Regions from separate parts of the Homo sapiens genome. Here region 2 is linked to region 1. A link is a contact called in ENCODE Hi-C or POLR2A ChIA-PET data. All regions are on one chromosome and are shown on one strand. The core of a region is the stretch at or near the end of the contact, and the rest is flanking DNA. Distances in the headings are between cores, read along the strand shown. Region 1 overlaps LOC101927421 (a long non-coding RNA gene). Region 2 overlaps LOC124901056 (a long non-coding RNA gene).

Region 1 (4,445 bases), core at 359-2,858:
TGAAATGTGAATTTTGATTACTTGCTTTGCACGGAAATTCACTTAGCAAAACTTCAGCAGGTTGAAGCACAAGTAAATATGATGAACTACAGTACAAGAATAGTCTTATGATTTTAATAAAAATTACACAAATATATTATTTGAATAATTACTACCAAGTAGTCAAAAATAGCTGCCTATATCAAAAAATACATTAGAGTATTAATTTGCTGAACAATTCTGGTGGGCAGGTGTACTGTTCGCAGATTTAAGAAAAAATGCACACACACACACAGACACACACACACACACGCCCTCAGACACAGATGCTCCTTGACTTACAATGAAGTTAAATCCTGGTAAAGCCATTGTAAGCTGACAATATCAACTTGAAATGCATTTATTTAATACAACCAAACTACTAAACATTATAGCTTAACCTAGCCTAACTTCAGTAGGCTCAGAGCAGCTACATTAGACTATAGTTGAACAGAATCATCTAACAGAAACCTACTTTATAATAGAGTTTGAATAACTCATTTAATTTATTGAATATTATACTGAAAGTGAAAAACACAATAGTTGTATGGGTACTTGAAGTATGGTTTCTACTGAGCATATATCACCTGCTTACCATTGTAAAGTTGAAACATTGTAAGTCAAACCATTGTTAAGTCAGTGACTCACTCTCTCTCTCTCTCTCTCTGTCTCTTTGTGTATGTGTGTGTGTATGTGTGTATTACCTGCTTGCAAGAACTAGCTAATAGTCTAACTCAGGGGTTGGCAAACTTCTGAAAATAGCCAGATAATACATATTTTAGGTTTTGCTGGCCACAAAGTCTGTCACAACCACTCTACTCTGCCATTGTAGCCTGAAAGCTGCTACAGTCAATATGTAAACAAACAAATGTGTATTCCAATAAAATTTTATTTATAAAACAGGCATTCAGCTGGATTTGGCTCACAGGCCATAGTTTGCCAACCTCTGATCTAATGGGGTAAAAAATTAAAAAGTACCAGATGAAGCTTACATAATATCTATCTTGTAAGTTTATTCTCCTCCCTGTCTGTACATACCGTTTCTCAGATCAAAAGGTAGAGCTCACTTTCCTTCTCTTTGAATTCTGACTTATAACTGAATATGACCACGAGAATAGCAATTTCAGAAGAAGAAATGATGTTCTGAGACCTTGAAGTCCAGGCTTTAAGAGGAATGGAAGTTTCTACTTTTGGCCTTTTGGAACGCAGTCACCATGCTGTGAGGATCCCAGATCATATGGAAAGACCACGTAGAGGAGAACAGAGGTGCTCCAGTTGGCAGCCCTAATTAAGCTCCTAGTGGACAGTCAGAACCAACTGTAAGCCATTTTGGATGTTCTGGATGTCCAGGTTGAACCCCCCCCAGTGACTGCAGCCCCAGGGAGTATCACATGGAGCAGAAGAACTGACTGAGCCTAGCCAACTTGCAGTGTCATGAGAGATAATATAGTCATTGTTTTAAGTAACTACATTTTGGGATGGCTTGTGATACAGTAGTAGATACTTAAAACATCTCACTATTGGTATTATTTGTGTCCAGTTATTCATGCCTACCAATGACATGGAATCATAACTATAAGAACAAACTAGTAGTGTTAGTGAATCACTAAACAGCTCATGAATTTTTGTCCTCACATTTCCTAGTCTGAGTCATATTATTCAAAATTCCATTCTGGATATCTTGTATAACACATTCCAGGAATATGTGTAATATATTCCAAGATTCTCTGAATGTGTAACTGGAGGATTGTTTAAGAAACTAAGATTACATTTTTTAAGAGTTGGAAAGTCAGAGAATCTATGATCTGGTATGTCTGGGTCTCTCCCCATCCGCAGAAGACACAAATGAAAGCTAGACAATCTGAAATTATCCTCCTCTCTCTTACATCAAGAAGCCTAGAAAGTATAATAAAAAGACACTAATAATTAAAAATTTTGGTTGTGATCAAAAAGATACAACATATTTATTATAGGCTTACTATGTCCTGTTTGTGATTCAAGGATTTATCTGGAATATCTCATTTAATTCTCCCAACAACCTTGAGAGATATTATATTCCCATTTTTCTGATGATGAAGTCAAGATTTGGTCATTGTATACAACTATAATGAACACTGCCAAGATTCAAACCTAGACTGTTTTTTTCCAGAGTACAGGTACGTATTAGTCCATTTTCACACTGCTATAAAGATACTACCTGAGACTGGGAAATTTATTTTTTTAAAAAAGATTTAATTCACTCAAAGTTTCACATGGCTGGGAAGGCCTCAGGAAACTTACAATCATGGCAGAAGGTGAAGGGGTTACAATCATGGCAGAAGGGGAAAGGGAAGAAAGGTACATCTTACATGGCATTGGTAGAAAGAGAGAATGTGCAGGGGAAACTCAACAAGATCTTCTGAGAACTCCCTCACTATCATGACAGCAGCATGGGGGAAACTGCCACCATGATCCAATCACCAGTTCCCTGCCTTGATATGTGGGGGTTACAGTTAGAGATGAGATTTGAGTGGGGATGCAGAGCCAAACCACATCATTCTGCCCCGGCCCCTCCCAAATCTCATGTCCTTTTCATATTTCAAAACCAATCTCATTCCTTCCCAACAGTCCCCCAAGGTCTTAACTCATTCCAACATTAACTCAAATGTCCTAGTCCAAAGTCTTATCTGAGACAAAGCAAGTCCCTTTTGCCTATGAGCCTCTAAAATCAGAAACAAATTAGTTACTTCCAAGATAAAATGGGGGTACAGGATTTGCCTATGAGACTCTAAATCAGAAACGAGTTAGTTACTTCCAAGATAAAATGGGGGTACATTCACATGATAAATGTTCCTATTGAAAAGGGAGCAATTGGCCAAAACAAAGGGCCTGCAGGCCCCATGCAAGTGTGAAACCCAGCCAGGGTTCTTAAAACTCCAAAATCTCTTTTGACTATATGTCTCACATCCAGGGCATGCTGATGCAAGGGATGGGCTTCCAAGGCCTTGGGCAGCTCTATCCCTGTGGCTCTACAGGGTACAACCCCTTTGGCTGCTTTCAGGGACTGGTGTTTAGTGCTTGCTGTTTTTCCAGGTACATGGTGCAAGCTGTTAATGGATCTACTATTCTGGAGTCTGGGGGATGGTGGCCCTCTTCCACTAGGCAGTGCCCCAGTGGGGACTCTGTGTGGGGGCTCCAATCCCACATTTTCCTTCTGCACTGCCCTAGCAGAGGTTCTCTATGAGGACTCTGCCCCTGCTGCAGACTTCTGCCTGGACATCCAATCCATACCTCCTCTGAAATCTCGGCAGAAGCTCCCAAAGCTCAACTCTTGTCTTCTGTGCACCCGCAGGCCAAACACCATGTGGAAGCTGCCAAGGTTTGGGGCTTGCACTCTCTGAAGCAATGGCCTGAGCTGTACGTTGGCACATTTTAGCCAGGCAGGAGCTGGAGCAGCTGGGACATAGAGCACCACATCCCAAGGCTGCACAGAGCAGTGGGATCCTGGGCCCGGATCATGAAACCATTTTCCTCTCTTAGACCTCCAGGCCTGTGATGGGAGGGGCTGCCATGAAGGTCTTTGACATGCCCTGGAGACATTTTTCCCCATTGTCTTGGCTATTAACATTTGGCTCCTTTTAACTTATGCAAATTTCTGCAGCTGGCTTAAATTTTTCCCCCCAAAATGGGCTTTTCTTTTCTACCACATGGTTAGGCTGCAAATTTTCCAACCTTTTACACTCTGCTTCCCCTTTAATCATAAGTTTCAATTTCAAACCATCTCTTTGTGAGTGTATATAACTGTATGCTTTCAGGAAAAATCAGGTCACCTCTTGAATGCTTTGCTGCTTAGAAATTTCTTCTGCCAGGTACTCTAAATCATCTCTCTCAAGTTCAAAGTTCCACACATCTCTAGGGCAGGGGGCAAAATGCCACCAGTCTCTTTGCTAAAGTATAGCAAGAGTCACTTTTATTCCAGTTCCCAACAAGTTCCTTATCTCCATCTGAGACCACCTCAGCCTGGACTTCATTGTCCATATCACTATCAGCATTTTGGTCAAAACCTTTCAACAAGTATCTAGGAGTTCCAAACTTTCCCACATCTTTCTGTCTGTTTCTGAGCACTCCAAACTGTTCCAACCTCTGCCTGTTACCCAGTTCCAAAGTTGTTTCCACATTTTCAGGTTATTTTTATAGGAGTATGCCACTATTCTGGTACCAATTATCTGTATTAGTCCATTTTCACACTGCTATAAAGAACTACCTGAGACTGGATAATTTATGAAGAAAAGGGGTTTAATTGACTCACAGTTCCACATGGCTGGGGAGGCCTCAGGAAACTTACAATCACGGCAGAAGGCAAAGGGGAAGCAAGGCACATCTTACATGGCAGCAGGAGAGAAAGAGAGAGCACAGGGGAAACTGCCACACACTTATCAAACAACCAG
Region 2 (4,328 bases), core at 1,520-4,019, 170 kb after region 1:
AATAGAACAGAAATCTGCTACAAACGATCTTTATTAACAGACTGCCTCAGGTGCTGAGCAGACTCTCCATTTAACAACATCTCCAAACAGACAGGCAGAGAGCTTGCTAATAGGCTTTTCCAACCCTTTGGCTTCTGTGAGATGTAAGTGGATTATGGAGGTTTGTTTGTCAGGCTATCTTTTTACATCACTGTCTGAGTAATTGCCACAAAGGCCTATTGCTTTGCCCTAATTAACAAAATGTACAAAATCCTAAGCATAGAACTTTTATTGATGAGCCATCTTCATGGAAAGCTTATGAACCCCCATGACTCCTGGCCCGAGACAGATGCTCTTCATCATGTCACACACTTGACTCCAGTCTGTTAATATACCAGGGATTCGTCTTAGCATTTTGAGCTACTCAGAAAGTGCCAGAGAAAAACACATTTATTGGTGGTGGTTTAAAAACCAGTAGCCTTGGCATAAGACAACTTGTTAAGCAAATTTCACCATTTGTTTACTATAAAACTGTTTTAATACTATCAGTTCTACTTTTTTCCATGAAAATTGATCCTTGAGAAGGTAATTTCAGTAATAAAAACTACAAGGTTAATAAGTAGAGAAAAAAAATAAGCAGAAAACGTGACTTGAAGGAAGTAAAAAACACAAAGAAGAAATAAGAGTTAATTTATTGTTCAGCCACTTTTTGTTAACTCAACCATTATTTCGGCCAGGTGCGGTGGCTCACGCCAGTAATCCTAGCACTTTGGGAAGCTGAGGTGGGCAGATCACAAGGTCAGGAGTTTGAGACCAGCCTGGCTAATATCGTGAAACCTCGTCTCTACTAAAAATACAAAAATTAGCTGGGCGTGCTGGCACACACCTGTAGTCCCAGCTACTTGGGAGGCTGAGGCAGGAGAATCGCTTGAACCTGGGAAGCAGAGGTTGCAGTGAGCCAAGATCATGCCACTGCACTCCAGCCTGGGTGACAGGCGGGAGACTCCGTCTCAAACTAAATAAATAAATAAATAAAAATAAATAAAATAAAATAATTATTTCAACAAATATTTCAGGGCATGTGTGCCAGAGGACTATTTTAGGCACTCGGATGAACTAGGGAGGAAGAACTAAGGAGACAGAGTCCTTGCTCTCGTGGAGCTTTTAATATTGAAGACGAGACATTCTTTATACTTATTTTTTCTTAGTAACTCAGTAAAAAATCCATGGGATAAGAAATTCTGCTTGAGACTTAGAAGGTAAAATTGACCATGGGAAATTAAGCCACATATATCATTTTGTATTTAACATTCAGTAGGTACATGTTGTAAAAGGTGCTATAGACACTTTTTGGAGTTTGAGAAGACACAGGACCTGCTCTTAAGGAACTCTAATTTAAAATGGGAAGCAGAACAAAAACATATTTTAATGTGCTTATACACATAGATGGATTAAAAAGTTTTGACTAAATTTGTGTGTTTTTTAAAAATTTAAATCAACCAAGTAACCAGGTAATGAATGCATAGCAACAGATACATTAAATCCGAACAGTTTAATGGGTTTTAGTTGAGAACTGAGCTGGAGCAACATACGTAGGATTCAACTAATTCAGAAAACTTAAAGGGCCCGAGGCTAGATTGTATTTATTTTCCTTTTTGTTTTTCCAGGATTAAAGGGTACACAGCATTTTTTTTCTAAATCTGGAAAAGATATCATTTATCTAATCTTAGGAAATTGTGCTGAATTTGGGGGAAGTTTTATCCCAAAGTCTAAACATAGAGCTTTAAGCACATACATAGGCATTCATTAACACAAAATTGAATTCAGGAGAAATGTGATGAGAACCTGACATGTGTCAAGCCTTTCTGCTGTATGCTAAATATTTATGATAAATGTCATAGCAGCTGTCTTCAAACATAAAAAGCAAACATCAGAGCAGTGTAAGCCTAAAGGGTTAGGCAGGTCAAGGTCAACGGGCTGAACAGAATATGGTGAGTGGCTCTTGGGTATTCTTCCATCTACAAGGAGAGATTATACCAGGAAAAGGTAACCTCTACTGCACCAGCAGCTCCTTCCACTAGCCACTGGGGAATTAAAATAAAAGGTAAAGAAGGCCTTCTTTTGGATCCACAGCAGTAACAACAGCAATACCAATAATTAACGCAAGCTATTGTTTGTTGAGGGCTAACCTTGTTCCTCATTCCCTTTGTTAATGGCTTACGTTCATGAACTTCTTTAATCTTAAAAAGAGCCCTGCAAAAGTAGATATTACCACTATCTCCATTTCATATGTGAGGACACAGACAGAGAGTAGCCATTTGCTCAAGATTGCCAAGCCAAGAAGGGTTCCATGAGTGTTTAAACCTAGAAGTAAGTCTGAAGCTTAGCCCCTTATTCATGGCACTAAATTTCCAGGGACTTGACTGATGCTCTGGCATTTTTGGTGGTTTGGAGGGAGGGAGGCAGTGATTCATCACTCTTTACCCAGCCCGTTGTTTTCCCCGGGTTTTGCAAGAGATCATGTTTAAGGTCAACTGGTTATCACCTGCCTAGACGCTAGTGATTTACAATTATTTCTTTATTAAGAAAATGCTTGGTGTGTGAGTGGTCTCTCTCTGAAAAAATGCCAACAGGAAGGCCTTGTCAGATTTTTGGCAGATACACATTTAAACACATAAAAACAAGTTTAAACACTATCATTTATGCATAATTCTTTCTTGGCATCATCTCTCACTTGCCACAATTTGCAGCCAGAAAACACTTATTTCTACTTTTCTTACTCTAGAAATAATCCAGCCTTAAGTGGATCTAATTCCTTCCCAGAAGAGAAACAGCCTTGTCAGGACTTGGTTGTGTGTGCTGTGTTTGAGGCATCAAGGTTTCCATTTACGGCACAGCTGCACGGACTCCGAAAGCTGGTGCTGAGCCAGAGCTCTGTACCCACTGAGATCTGTAGTCTGGAATGATAAACACACAGCTGCCTGTGGCGAGGGCCACAGGCATAATAGATGGCCACATCTCAACCAGAGTCAAGCGAAGCCTACACAAATCATTAATCCAACTGCTTATATGTTAAATATCACAAACTGTGTACGAAATGGTGAGCTATCTCAGTGGAAGGAGGGGAAAATGGCAGAGGCAATTTAAGGAAACAGGAGAGTAAGTGGCTGTAAGTCCTCTGCAAAGTCCTGCTCTAGAGCTGATTTACTGCCACCAAGCCCTCTTGCTGCAAATAGTTCATAAAGCCTATGACCTGAGTACTTGCCCACGGGACCACAATAACATTTATCTAGCATAAATTAATGTGTTTCAACCACTAATTCAATTTGGCTGTCTCATTCTTCTGGTTTTGGCAAAGCCTAGCCTTGCTATAAAGTCACTCCGTGACTCACACGAATGGCTGTGTTTGTTAAGGAGTCACACACCACTAGGAACAAAGAGTGCTGTTAGTTGAGTAGTCATAAAATATACCTCCCGAGCACATTTGGAGCTGTGCTAATTGAAACTTCCTCTTTAGAGGAGCCTGATCAAAACCAGCTGTAGGAGTCAAGCAGGAACAGATTTCAACATTACATTAAAAGCCCAACAAATTCAGTAAGAGCAGCCTCTGAGAGAAGAGGGCATTCCAGCCTGAACAAATGCTCTAATTGCCTCCTGACATGCTGCAAAGAAAGCTTGTGACCTGAGCCTGGAGAGCTGTGGAGAGAAACTTCTCCATAAGATTTGAAAAAAAGCAACCTCTAGGGCAGTTCTCCTCATAAAATTCCAGATCTGCCAACATTCTCAAGTAACACATGTGAAAACCCACAAAAGCTGAGTGAATTTAGGCAAATGAAGTGATATATTGTTCTGAAAGGGGAAAAACAGAGCTTAAGTATTTTCAATGGTAATATGACCTTTTATGGACATCCCTTTAGTATTGAAAACAAAAACAAAACCTCCAACTCACAGAGGAACAAACAAAATACAAATAAGAAGCAAAAGCCTGGATGAATCGCAAAGAAAAGACACAGAGTGTATTTAAAGACAAAAAATGAGAGCTGTCTCTTCCTCTTTGGCGGCTTGTGAATTTCCTATTCCAAGACATAAGGGCTGCACTCTGCCAATGTGTATAAAATCAAATGCATCCATAGGTTCGCTGAAAATGTGGAATAATCATGCATTTTCTGTGTTTGCTTTACTTGAGGGTGGTTTAGCCATTTGTAAAGGAAGCAGTCATTGATATATAAATATAAATAGCAAATCTATCCATCAAATATGTGCATTGTATTTAATTTAGATGAGTGGAATGCCTGGAAATGTTACAAGCAAGTTTTGCATTATAACACCTTTAAGTAGCATATAAATTA

Evidence for each region. Hi-C counts contacts between places; a loop is a spot of excess contacts on that map. ChIA-PET counts read pairs that join two places held with the same protein, here RNA polymerase II (POLR2A). Pooled maps may share reads with other maps.
Region 2: a map of endothelial cell of umbilical vein shows a loop between it and region 1 (2.2-fold over the local background). The contact joins two enhancer-like sites. A Hi-C loop is called at or near these places in 3 of 168 maps with a recorded cell type or tissue (IMR-90, chondrocyte and endothelial cell of umbilical vein) and 5 of 50 pooled maps. POLR2A ChIA-PET finds 5 or more read pairs at or near these places in 4 of 52 experiments (AG04450, BJ, HEK293 and 1 more).

The regions. Positions count from the first base shown.
Region 1 is chr5:125,310,268-125,314,712 of GRCh38, forward strand. All of the region lies in intron 4 of LOC101927421 (a long non-coding RNA gene), which reads left to right. Among named protein-coding and RNA genes, the nearest start is that of LINC02240, 180 kb to the right of the region's middle. Within about 2 kb of position 1,609, at least 4 of the 41 ENCODE cell types and tissues checked have a DNase peak (open chromatin) inside an H3K27ac peak, as active enhancers do; they include endothelial cell of umbilical vein, where a contact is called at or near this core.
Region 2 is chr5:125,481,947-125,486,274 of GRCh38, forward strand. The region is part of intron 8 of LOC124901056 (a long non-coding RNA gene); the gene reads right to left. Among named protein-coding and RNA genes, the nearest start is that of LINC02240, 9.2 kb to the right of the region's middle. Within about 2 kb of position 2,770, at least 26 of the 41 ENCODE cell types and tissues checked have a DNase peak (open chromatin) inside an H3K27ac peak, as active enhancers do; they include endothelial cell of umbilical vein, where a contact is called at or near this core.